Regions from separate parts of the Homo sapiens genome. Here all the other regions are linked to region 3. Evidence: chromatin contacts called from ENCODE Hi-C or POLR2A ChIA-PET data. All regions are on one chromosome and are shown on one strand. Each heading gives the region's core, a stretch centred on a gene start or an enhancer-like site at or near the end of the contact. The rest is flanking DNA. Distances are from core to core; before and after follow the strand shown.

What was found. A loop is a pair of places that touch in the nucleus more often than their neighbours do. ChIA-PET counts read pairs that join two places held with the same protein, here RNA polymerase II (POLR2A). Pooled maps may share reads with other maps.
Region 1: a pooled map shows a loop between it and region 3 (4-fold over the local background). The contact joins the enhancer-like site here to the promoter of TMEM52 in region 3. A Hi-C loop is called at or near these places in 2 of 168 maps with a recorded cell type or tissue (PC-3 and naive thymus-derived CD4-positive, alpha-beta T cell), 6 of 37 single-sample maps with no recorded cell type and 7 of 50 pooled maps. POLR2A ChIA-PET finds 5 or more read pairs at or near these places in 7 of 52 experiments (AG04450, B cell, CD8-positive, alpha-beta memory T cell and 4 more).
Region 2: a pooled map shows a loop between it and region 3 (3-fold over the local background). The contact joins the enhancer-like site here to the promoter of TMEM52 in region 3. A Hi-C loop is called at or near these places in 1 of 168 maps with a recorded cell type or tissue (naive thymus-derived CD4-positive, alpha-beta T cell) and 8 of 50 pooled maps. POLR2A ChIA-PET finds 5 or more read pairs at or near these places in 2 of 52 experiments (SK-N-SH and activated T-cell).

The regions. Positions count from the first base shown.
Region 1 is chr1:1,677,155-1,680,165 of GRCh38, reverse strand. The region is part of intron 2 of SLC35E2B (solute carrier family 35 member E2B); the gene reads left to right. Among named protein-coding and RNA genes, the nearest start is that of SLC35E2B, 14 kb to the left of the region's middle. RefSeq lists an enhancer at 2,112-2,161. Within about 2 kb of position 1,270, at least 15 of the 41 ENCODE cell types and tissues checked have a DNase peak (open chromatin) inside an H3K27ac peak, as active enhancers do; they include B cell and GM12878, where a contact is called at or near this core.
Region 2 is chr1:2,173,092-2,176,181 of GRCh38, reverse strand. PRKCZ (protein kinase C zeta) reads right to left here. Exons shown (of 18, transcript NM_002744.6): 14 at 2,166-2,285; 15 at 1,349-1,428; 16 at 869-958. Among named protein-coding and RNA genes, the nearest start is that of PRKCZ-AS1, 9.2 kb to the left of the region's middle. RefSeq lists an enhancer at 8-616 and a silencer at 2,170-2,336. Within about 2 kb of position 1,746, at least 7 of the 41 ENCODE cell types and tissues checked have a DNase peak (open chromatin) inside an H3K27ac peak, as active enhancers do.
Region 3 is chr1:1,917,481-1,920,601 of GRCh38, reverse strand. It overlaps TMEM52 (transmembrane protein 52), which reads left to right and starts at 1,323. Exons shown (of 5, transcript NM_178545.4): 1 at 1,323-1,420; 2 at 1,514-1,557; 3 at 1,668-1,709; 4 at 2,171-2,349; 5 at 2,440-3,011. The coding sequence starts at 1,337. The coding sequence ends at 2,720. RefSeq lists enhancers at 1-551, 552-1,145, 1,205-2,006 and a silencer at 1,087-1,726.

The DNA.
Region 1 (3,011 bases), core at 21-2,520, 240 kb after region 3:
CCATGCCCGGCTACATTAAAAAAAAATTTTTTTTTTTTGAGACGGAGTTTCACTCTTGTTGCCCAGGCTGGAGTACAACGGTGTGATCTCGGCTCACCGCAACCTCCGCCTCCCGGGTTCAAGCGATTCTCCTGCCTCAGCCTCCTGAGTAGCTGGGATTACAGGCATCCACTACGCCCGGCTAATTTTGTATTTTTAGTAGAGACGGGGTTTCTCCACGTTGGTCAGGCTGGTCTTGAACTCCTGACCTCATGATCCACCCTCCTCGGCCTCCCAAAGTGCTGGGATTACAGGTGTGAGCCATCGCGCCCAGCATTTTTTTTTTTTTTTTTTTTGACGGGAGTCTCGCTCTGTTGCTCAGGCTGGGGTGCAATGGCGCGATCTCAGCTCACTGCAAGCTCTGCCTTCCAGGTTCAAGTGATTCTCCTGCCTCAGCCTCCCGAGTAGCTGGGATTACAGGTGCCAGCCACCACACCCGGCTGATTTTTTTTTTGTACTTTTAGTAGAGACGGGGTTTTGCTGTGTTTGCCAGGCTGGTCATGAACTCCTGAGCTCAGGTGATCCGCCCACCTTGGCCTCCCAAAGTGCTGGGATTCCAGGTGTGAGCCACGGCGCCTGGCCCAGAACCTTAAGTTCTTGATGTACAGAGAACGGCAGCGTCAGTGAAGTGTGATTTCTGTTTTTTTGTTTCCACTAATTGTGAGCAAACATTAGGGTGGGGACTGGGCTGCTTGTGTGGGTCCCACAGGCTTCTTGGAGCACAGTGTCAGCAGAGAAGGGGAATGGGGGTCCTCATTGCGGGGAGCAGTTTTGCCTGGGATGCTGTGAGTTTCTCAGAGGGAAGCTAAGTGGACAGACTGTTCTGGCAAGAGGGAGATGCTTGCCTTTTGAATTCCAGGTTTGCCTCGACGTCAGGTGGGACGTGACTGGCGTCGTCTGCACACGCCCGAGCCCACGTGCTGTTCCTTGCTCCTGGAGGGGTTTCTTGAGCGTGGCCTCCTTGCCATGTAAATGAATTTGGTTTTAGAAACTCGCTGGTGGTGGCAGAGCCTGTGTAGCGGGTGCTGTGACAGCGTCCCCAGCCAGGGGGCAGCCTTCGAGGTGGGAGGGAGAGGTCAAGGGCCGTGAGGCCTAGTGAGGTGGGGAGTGAGATCCACGCCTGCCATGAGCTCCACCCCTGCCTTGCGGAGCCCTGTCGCGAGTGCTCTGTCCTTTTGCTCTGCCGCACCCTTTGTTGTTGGATTTTCACCTCAGGAAAGCCAGGTAGCTGCTCCACCCCCAGCCAGGGCCCATCAGTCCGGGAAACTGGCACAAAGTCTCCTAGCTCCCTGGCTCAGGGCCCAGCCAGTCCTAGCTCCAGGGAGGCTGCAGCCCATGGAGGTTTAGCTCCCAGCTTGTTGTCACCCCAGGCTAAGCAGTGGGACTGTGCTGCTGAACAGGAAGAAGGGAATGGTGTCTTTGTGGAGATCTGGCACTGTCAGTGGCCCGAGGAGTGGATGAGTCCTTTGTTATTCCGAGGCTGTGGGAACTGGTGGAGGGGTCGGCCTTCTCCTCACTGAGGCCTGGGGTGCCCTTGGAGGCAGCTGTCCTGGTGCACCGAGGGGTCAGGGCACACATGGGTGGCCTGGGAGCGTCTGGGTGGCACTGAGCTGGCGGTGTGATGGGCAGACGGGGAGACCTGGGTGCACAGACACACACAGCAGGGGGAGGGGAGGAGAGAGAGGAAGGCTGCAGAGGCCCTGGCATTGCCGCCACTGGGGAGAGGGCAGAAGCGCCTGTTCCCGGGTATGGGGAGGCCAAGTTTCAGGCACCTCTGAGCACTGCTGGGCAGGTGAGCTGGGGGAGAGGCCGGCCTGAGCACCCAGGCGAGGTCTTCATGGGGGAGGGGGTGGCGTGCGTCCCTCAGTGTGAACACAGAATATTTATGTATACATATGGCACGCACGCAAGTGCATAAACATAAACACAGAAGGAGGTCACGAATGAGGTGGGAACCCCAGTTTCCCGGGGGAGAAGTGAGACGAGGAGGGGTACTGGGTCGGGCAGCACGGCCGGCACCACACGCTCCCAGAGCGCCTTGGTGAGACAGGATGGGCGCCCCTTCAGATGCACAGCCTCCCCCGAAGCAGGAAGAGAAACCCAGGTGTGAGAAACAGGAAATCGGGCTGCCTGAGCGCTGGGATTGAGACCTGGGGGAGGTGGGGTCTCGGTGCTGCGGAGTCACAGTGGCGTCTGTGCAAAGCCCCAGCTGGGGGGATGATTCCCACTGGACCTCAGGAGGAAACGGCTGTTCTGACCTTCCTGGAGCTCGTGGGAAGGGAGGGGGTGTCTCGCCCCGAAGCCACAGTCGCCTGAGCGTGAAGCGGGTGTAAGTGTGGTTTTATACCACGGAGTCTGTCTAGAAAGTAGCATGGAACTTTAGGAGGCCGAGGTGGGCGGTTCACGAGGTCAGGAGATCGAGACCATCCTGGCTAACACGGTGAAAACCCGTCTCTACTAAAAAAAAAAAAATTACAAAAAATTAGCCGGACGTGGTGGCGGACGCCTGTCGTCCCAGCTACTCGGGAGCCTGAGGCAGGAGAATGGCGAGAACCCGGGAGGCGGAGCTTGCAGTGAGCCCAGATCACGCCTCTGCACTTCAGCCTGGGCGACAGAGCAATACTCCGTCTCAAAAAAAAAAAAAAAAAGGAAAAAGAAAGTAGCATGGAATTAGTCCTGGGCACCCGACAGCGGCAGCCACAAAGCCCATCGAGAAGGTGCAGCTGCCAGGCAGGGCGTGAAGGACCCACAGCCCCAGGTCTGCCAGGACGACAGTCAAGTGTGCCAGGAGACCGTCTCTCAAGAGCAAGGATCCGCCAACACGCGCAGAGAAAAACGGGATTCAATTGCTAAAAATCTTTGGACAGTGAACGATTGCATTTTCTTTTTTTCTTTTCTTGAGACAGAGTCTCACTCTGTCACTGAGGCTGGAGTGCAGTGGTATCATGTCGGCTCACTGCAACCTCCGTCTC
Region 2 (3,090 bases), core at 497-2,996, 260 kb before region 3:
ACCTCATACGGCCAGCTGGGGAACGGTCAAAACTCAAAGTAGTTTCTACCGAATGCACCCTGCTCACACACCACCGAAATCAGATTCCTAAATCGAGCCAGTGTACGTCGCACCCTGTCCACAGACTCACTCTCCTTCAATACCCGACGCTAAAGCTCAAGCCGTGAACGCTGCGACTGCTGGTCCTGTCCAGTAACTGCTGATAAAACCGGCCATGAAACCAAAGCAAACGCCCTTCTCTAGGCCGGCCCCCACTATCAGATCCCTGTGGAACCAACAGCCAATGTGCTCACAGGTCAGGACGCATGTGCCGCTAGCTCCTGGCGGCACCAAGCCAGCACAGTCGAGGGTTGCCAGGAAGCGCCATGGGCCGAGCTCGTCCGGCCCCTCACTCTCCTGGCTCCGGAGGACGAAATGTGTCTCCCCATCCCTCCTCGGGGCCCTGGAGGGTGGTCCCCCATTCCCAGCTGACCCTTCTGGGAGACAGGAGCCTTGGCTCCACGCAAGTGGGGCCATGTCAAAGACCAGCCCGGCGGTGCGCGAGCTCACACAGCCCACCCGGCCCACACAGCCCCGGCTCTGTCCACCAGATTATAGGGGTTGGAGGGGTTGGGGGTGTAGGGGTTGGAGTGGGGTTGGGTGGATATTGGGGTGGGGGTTGAGTTGGGGGTTGGGGTGGGAGTTGGGCTGGGGGTTGGGTTGGTGGTGGGGTGAGGGTTGGATGAATTTGGGGTTGGGATGGATATTGGGGTTCGGATGGGGTGGGGTGGGGGTTGGGTGAATATTGGGGTTGGGGTTGGGATGGGGGTTGGGTAGATTTGGGGTTGGGATGGGGATGGGGGTGCAAATAGGCTTTGTGATGCTTTACCAAGTCCCAGTCTATGCTGCGGAAGAACGCGTGGGACTTGATGTCAGAAAATCCAGTCTGTGGCCGGCAGCCGAGCCTCTCTTTGGGGTCCTGGAGGTCAGAGTTCAAACAAGGACAAGTCAGCCCCATCCCGGAAGCCCCATGACCCCCTCTCCTTGGTGGCCACTCCCAGTGCTGACAAGCCCTCCCCCGATGCTCTGACCCAGGTGGTGGAAATCAGATGTTTCCTTTATTGAAAGTTCCTTCCCCGTACGTTAAGCTCCGTTCCATTTTCCTTGGGCACACATTCTCATTTTGTTAGGTGTGAGTAAAAACGGACGATTCACAGAACACAGAGCTCAAATACTGAAGCGGAAAATCAACCCACACACCCGATACACAGCAGCCGACATGAAAAAATGGCCAACAGCCGTGCCTGGCCCTCTGCCCACCAACACCGAGGCCACAAACGAGATTTTGTCAGCATGGCCAGAAACGTACCTTATTTAAAAATCCTTTTAAAACATGGGAGGCTTTGACGGACAGGAACCGGGGGATCCGGATGGGCTTCTCCAGGATCACTGCAAGGGCGGAGCCTGGTGAGGACTTGCCTGTGTTGTGTGCCATTTGCCCAGTGCCGCCCAGACTCTGACTCTGAGCAAGAGCTTTGGGAGCTCAGCCTTGGGGCCCCGGAGCCCCTCCCTTCCTACAGCCCAGCAATATCTATAACCCGGAGTCCCGCCGGGTCCTCCCTGGGCCTCCTGGTTACATGCGCTGGCACGTGTCGTAGGATCGGACGTGAACCAGCAGCTCCCCTTCCTCAGCCCCAAGATCGCAGGTACACGGGTGCCTCTGCAGGCTGGCCACCAGAGGGCACCGCGGAGACAGCCGCGTTCCCAGATCCCACATCCCCACAGCACTGAATTCCAGACCAGGAGCAGGTCCCGGGGCCTCCAGGTGGGAAGGAGCCCATGATGGTGGCTGTGGGTTTTGGGGGTGGGGGCTGTGCTTTCAGCTCGGTACAGCCTCGGTCAAGGACATGCTGGGGCTCCAGCATGTGCTGCTGGCCAGGGCAGGAGGGAGTTGGAGCTGAATGGGGACAGGTTCTCTTTCCTGCTGACCCACAGGTGTGGTAACCCCACCCCACGGCCCGGGGAGTGGCATGTGACACAGGGTCTGGCCAGGAGGAATGGTTCCCGGTACGCTTTGCATGGCACTGCCGCTCCAGGCACCCGCGGGACCCCTCCACCTGCACCTTTGAAAAGGAAGGAAGACAGTCGTGCAGGTGAGGGGTACGAACGCACAGCGGGGCACGCACCTTGGAAAAGGTAGTCCTCTGTGTTCATGTCCGGGTTGTCGGTGATGATGTCGAACGGGGAGCGCCCGGCCATCATCTCAAACATGAGGACTCCCAGCGCCCACCAGTCCACGCTGAACCCTGGGGGAGAGCACACAGCCATCACCGAGTGGGGCCACATGGGCCGGCAGCAGGACGAACCTGGCTGGCGTTGGTTTTCATGCCCAGTTGACACGAGTGTGAGCCAGGCTTGAGCAGGCGGCACACAGGCCTCTGTGACTTCCACTTCCCAAACAGAACCAGCACCTCCACCTGGCAGCTCGGCCTCCCTGCCACCGTCCCTGACACTACGGAGGTCTCCCAGGCTGCCTCTGGGCTGTCGGTCCTGCCAGGGCACCTGTGACCACACCGGCACGAGGCACTGGTGGAACCTGCGGACGACCCTCCTCTCTCGTTTCTGCTTCTACAGAACTAAGCTTGAAGAAGCCCTTTCGCTGCAGTAACGGAAATACTCTCCTGTGTTTCCTTCTACAGCCATTTTGTTTTTTAAAAAGGTTCAAGTAGTCAACCTGTTGGGAATGTGTTCCAGCGAATGAGGGGTGGGAGACCCTGACCCGTTTTGCCCAAGGACAGCAGCTGTCTCTGCGTCCCCGGAAGTCCCCCTGGTCCCTGCTGAGGTGAGACGCTGCCGCTGTCCCACACGGAATCCCCATCCCAAGCTGGGTTCTAGACTATATTCCAGTCCTCCAATCTGCTGTCTGTCCTTCTCTGGCTACTGAGACTTCCATTGTGGCCGCTGGGGAGCCCAGTTATCCCAGCGGCGAGTGACCTGCCCGCCCTGCCTGCCCCACACCCATTCTGATGGCAAAAAAAATGTGTAAAAATGTCTGAAGGCACACCATGCATGCCTCATTGAAAACACCAGGATGCAGAAGTGGGTGGAGTG
Region 3 (3,121 bases), core at 74-2,573:
TTCAGGCAGAGCCCAACAGTGGAAGGAGTGATGCAGTGAAGGGGCAGGTATGGGCAGAAGAGCCACGCAGAGGAGGCCCTGCCCTCCAGGGTCACTGCCCTTGTGGTAGGGGTGGGGGACACTGAGCAGCGCCCACATGTGGAACAGTTCTGAGCAAGGGGTGCATGCCCCTCCTGCAGTAAGATGGACCCTGCCCCTTGCTGTGCTGACCACCTCCCTTAGCCTGACCACCAGAGAGACGGTGTGCTGTTGGTCCCACGGGGAGCAGAGGGCACCAAGAGCCTAACAGGGCCCCTGGCCTGGTGGCAGAGGGATAAGGGTCTGGGGTCCCCCTGGAAGAAATGGCCCCAGGCCTGCCCCTGCACAGGGAGCAGCAGACATTGCAGGCTGAGGGAAGGGCACTGGGCTCCCTGTGGCCCTCGGGAATGGAGGTCACATTCCCCAGGTGGGGCATGGCCCCCAAGGCCAAGTGCTTTGGGAAAGTGGTCTGCACCCAGCGCCTCAACAGCCCAGAGCCAGGGCCAGGCTCCAGCCCCCTGGGCCAGCCCCCAGACAGCGCCTGCAGCGCAGGTCCACAATCAAGTGTCCAAACACCAAGTTCGGGATGCCCAGCATCTTGGTGGCGTTACCCTACAGTCCACCTGGAGCCCGCCTGCGAGACTGGACCCGAGGGACCACACCCAAGGCAGCCACGACTTTCCAGGCCAGCTCCCGAGGGTCCCCGGGCCACGCCCAGACCAGCAGCAGAGCAGGCCACGCTCGGCCGAGGTTAAGGCGCCGTGCCCGGGCTGAGGACGAGACCCACCGTCGCCTCACGAGTCTGGGCCAGGTGGAGCTGCGGGGTAGGGCTTGTGGCGGACAAGCCCTCTGAACACGTTGGGCGTGGCCCAGTGGGAGGGGATTGCGCTGAGCGGGGTATGGTGGGCGAGGCTTACGTTGGGCATGGGGCCAGTGGGCGGGGTTTGCATTGAGTGGAGGCCCAGCGAATGGGGGCGTCTCGTGGGCGAGGGCTCCTGTGGGCGGGGCCTGCGGCGAACAAGGCTTGCACTGGGCGGGGCCCAGTGGGCGGGGTTTATGCTGCGTGAGGCGTCCTGTGGGCGAGGCCTGCGACGAACGCGGTTTGCTCTGGGCGGTGCCCGGAGGGCGGGGTTTACCCTGCGTGGGGCGTCCAGTAGGCGTGTGCGCCTGTGGGCGGGGCCTGCGGCCAGCGGGGCCCGGTGGGCGGGGTTTACTCTGAGCGGGCGTTCTGTGGGCGTGTCATGTGGTGGGTGTGTCCTGTGGTGGGCGGGGCCCCATAAAGCCGCGCCGCCGGGCTTTGCTCCAACCTCCTCAGAGCATGGCCCGGGGGCCGCTGGCCGCCCGCGGACTGCGGCTGCTGCTGCCGCTCCTGCCGCTCCTGCCGCTCCTGCCGCTGCCGCAGGTGGGTCGGGCGGCGTTCTCTCTCGGTTCGGCCACCGCGGGGCGGGTCCCTGCTCGGACCACGCCCCTCCCGGGCTCACCCTTGTCCCCACAGGTGGCGCTGGGCTTCGCGGACGGCAGCTGCGACCCCTCGGACCAGTAAGTCGGGGGGGAGGGAGCCGGGGCCTGGCCCCGCCCTATGGGGAGGCACGGGTGGCGAGGTCGGCCGTCCCATGCCCCGCCTGCTCCAGGTGCCGCCGTCCCCACAGGTGCCCGCCCCAGGCCCGCTGGAGCAGCCTGTGGCACGTGGGGTAAGTGGAGGCCGCGGCGGAGCCGTGCGTCCGACGGTTCTGGGGCGGGGGTCACCGGGGCCAGGCCCGCCAGGCCCTTACCTCACCAGGCCGCCTCCGCTGTCGCCCAGTCCCGGCCGCTGGCGGGAACTGACCTGGAGCAAGCAGGACCTTCCCTCCCACCTCTCCCGCCTGGCCTCCGCGGGAGTCCCCTACGATCCCGCTCAGCAGTGGGGCACTCGCTGAGGACAGCGAGTCCTGGGAGTGAGCCCAAGGCCACCCCTGGCCAGCCCAGGAGAGATAGCCAGGGCAGGCCCAGCAGCCCGAGGCCAGGCTCTGGCCACGGCGGTCTCCGACATGGAGAGACATTGTCTGCTTTTTATCCTGTTAACCTGTCTTCGGTGGTTGTGCCACGACATTCCCCAGGGTGCAGGTGCCCGGTGGCCGAGGGTCAGTCCAGTGGTAGAGCCTTGCTCTCCTAGGCTCATCCTGCTGGCGGTCCTCCTGCTTCTGCTGTGTGGTGTCACAGCTGGTTGTGTCCGGTTCTGCTGCCTCCGGAAGCAGGCACAGGCCCAGCCACATCTGCCACCAGCACGGCAGCCCTGCGACGTGGCAGTCATCCCTATGGACAGTGACAGCCCTGTACACAGCACTGTGACCTGTGAGTGCCTAGGGGCCCGCCAGTTGAGGGTGGAGATGGCGGGGGTAAATGCCAAGCCCGCCTCCACGAACCCACTCTGGTTCCCTGCAGCCTACAGCTCCGTGCAGTACCCACTGGGCATGCGGTTGCCCCTGCCCTTTGGGGAGCTGGACCTGGACTCCATGGCTCCTCCTGCCTACAGCCTGTACACCCCGGAGCCTCCACCCTCCTACGATGAAGCTGTCAAGATGGCCAAGCCCAGAGAGGAAGGACCAGCACTCTCCCAGAAACCCAGCCCTCTCCTTGGGGCCTCGGGCCTAGAGACCACTCCAGTGCCCCAGGAGTCGGGCCCCAATACTCAACTACCACCTTGTAGCCCTGGTGCCCCTTGAAGGAGGTAGGAGAACGGACCAGAGCTTGGAGAACTAATGCTTGGAGCCAAGGGCCCCAGCCCACCCCACCGTCCCACACATTGCTGTGGCCCCAACCTCGGTGCCATGTTACACCGGCCCCTGGCGTCACCCACTAGGCAGGCTGCTGCTTTCAGCCTCAGCCCCTGGCCCAGCCCCAGCAGGCCCTCAGCCTGGAAGAGGCCCCTTGGGCCTAAGCCTCGGGTGGGAGCTCAGGGCCACCTGTGACGTCTGCATCTTCTTGGAGAGAGAATAAAGTTTGTATTTAAGTGGTCTCTGCCTATGTGGGAAGGACTCTGGGACTCCAGGGCTCTGGGAGGAACCCTTGGGCAGCCAACCCCCAGTGCAAGCAGGAAGGGCGAGCGTGTGGTCCCCGGCCTGTA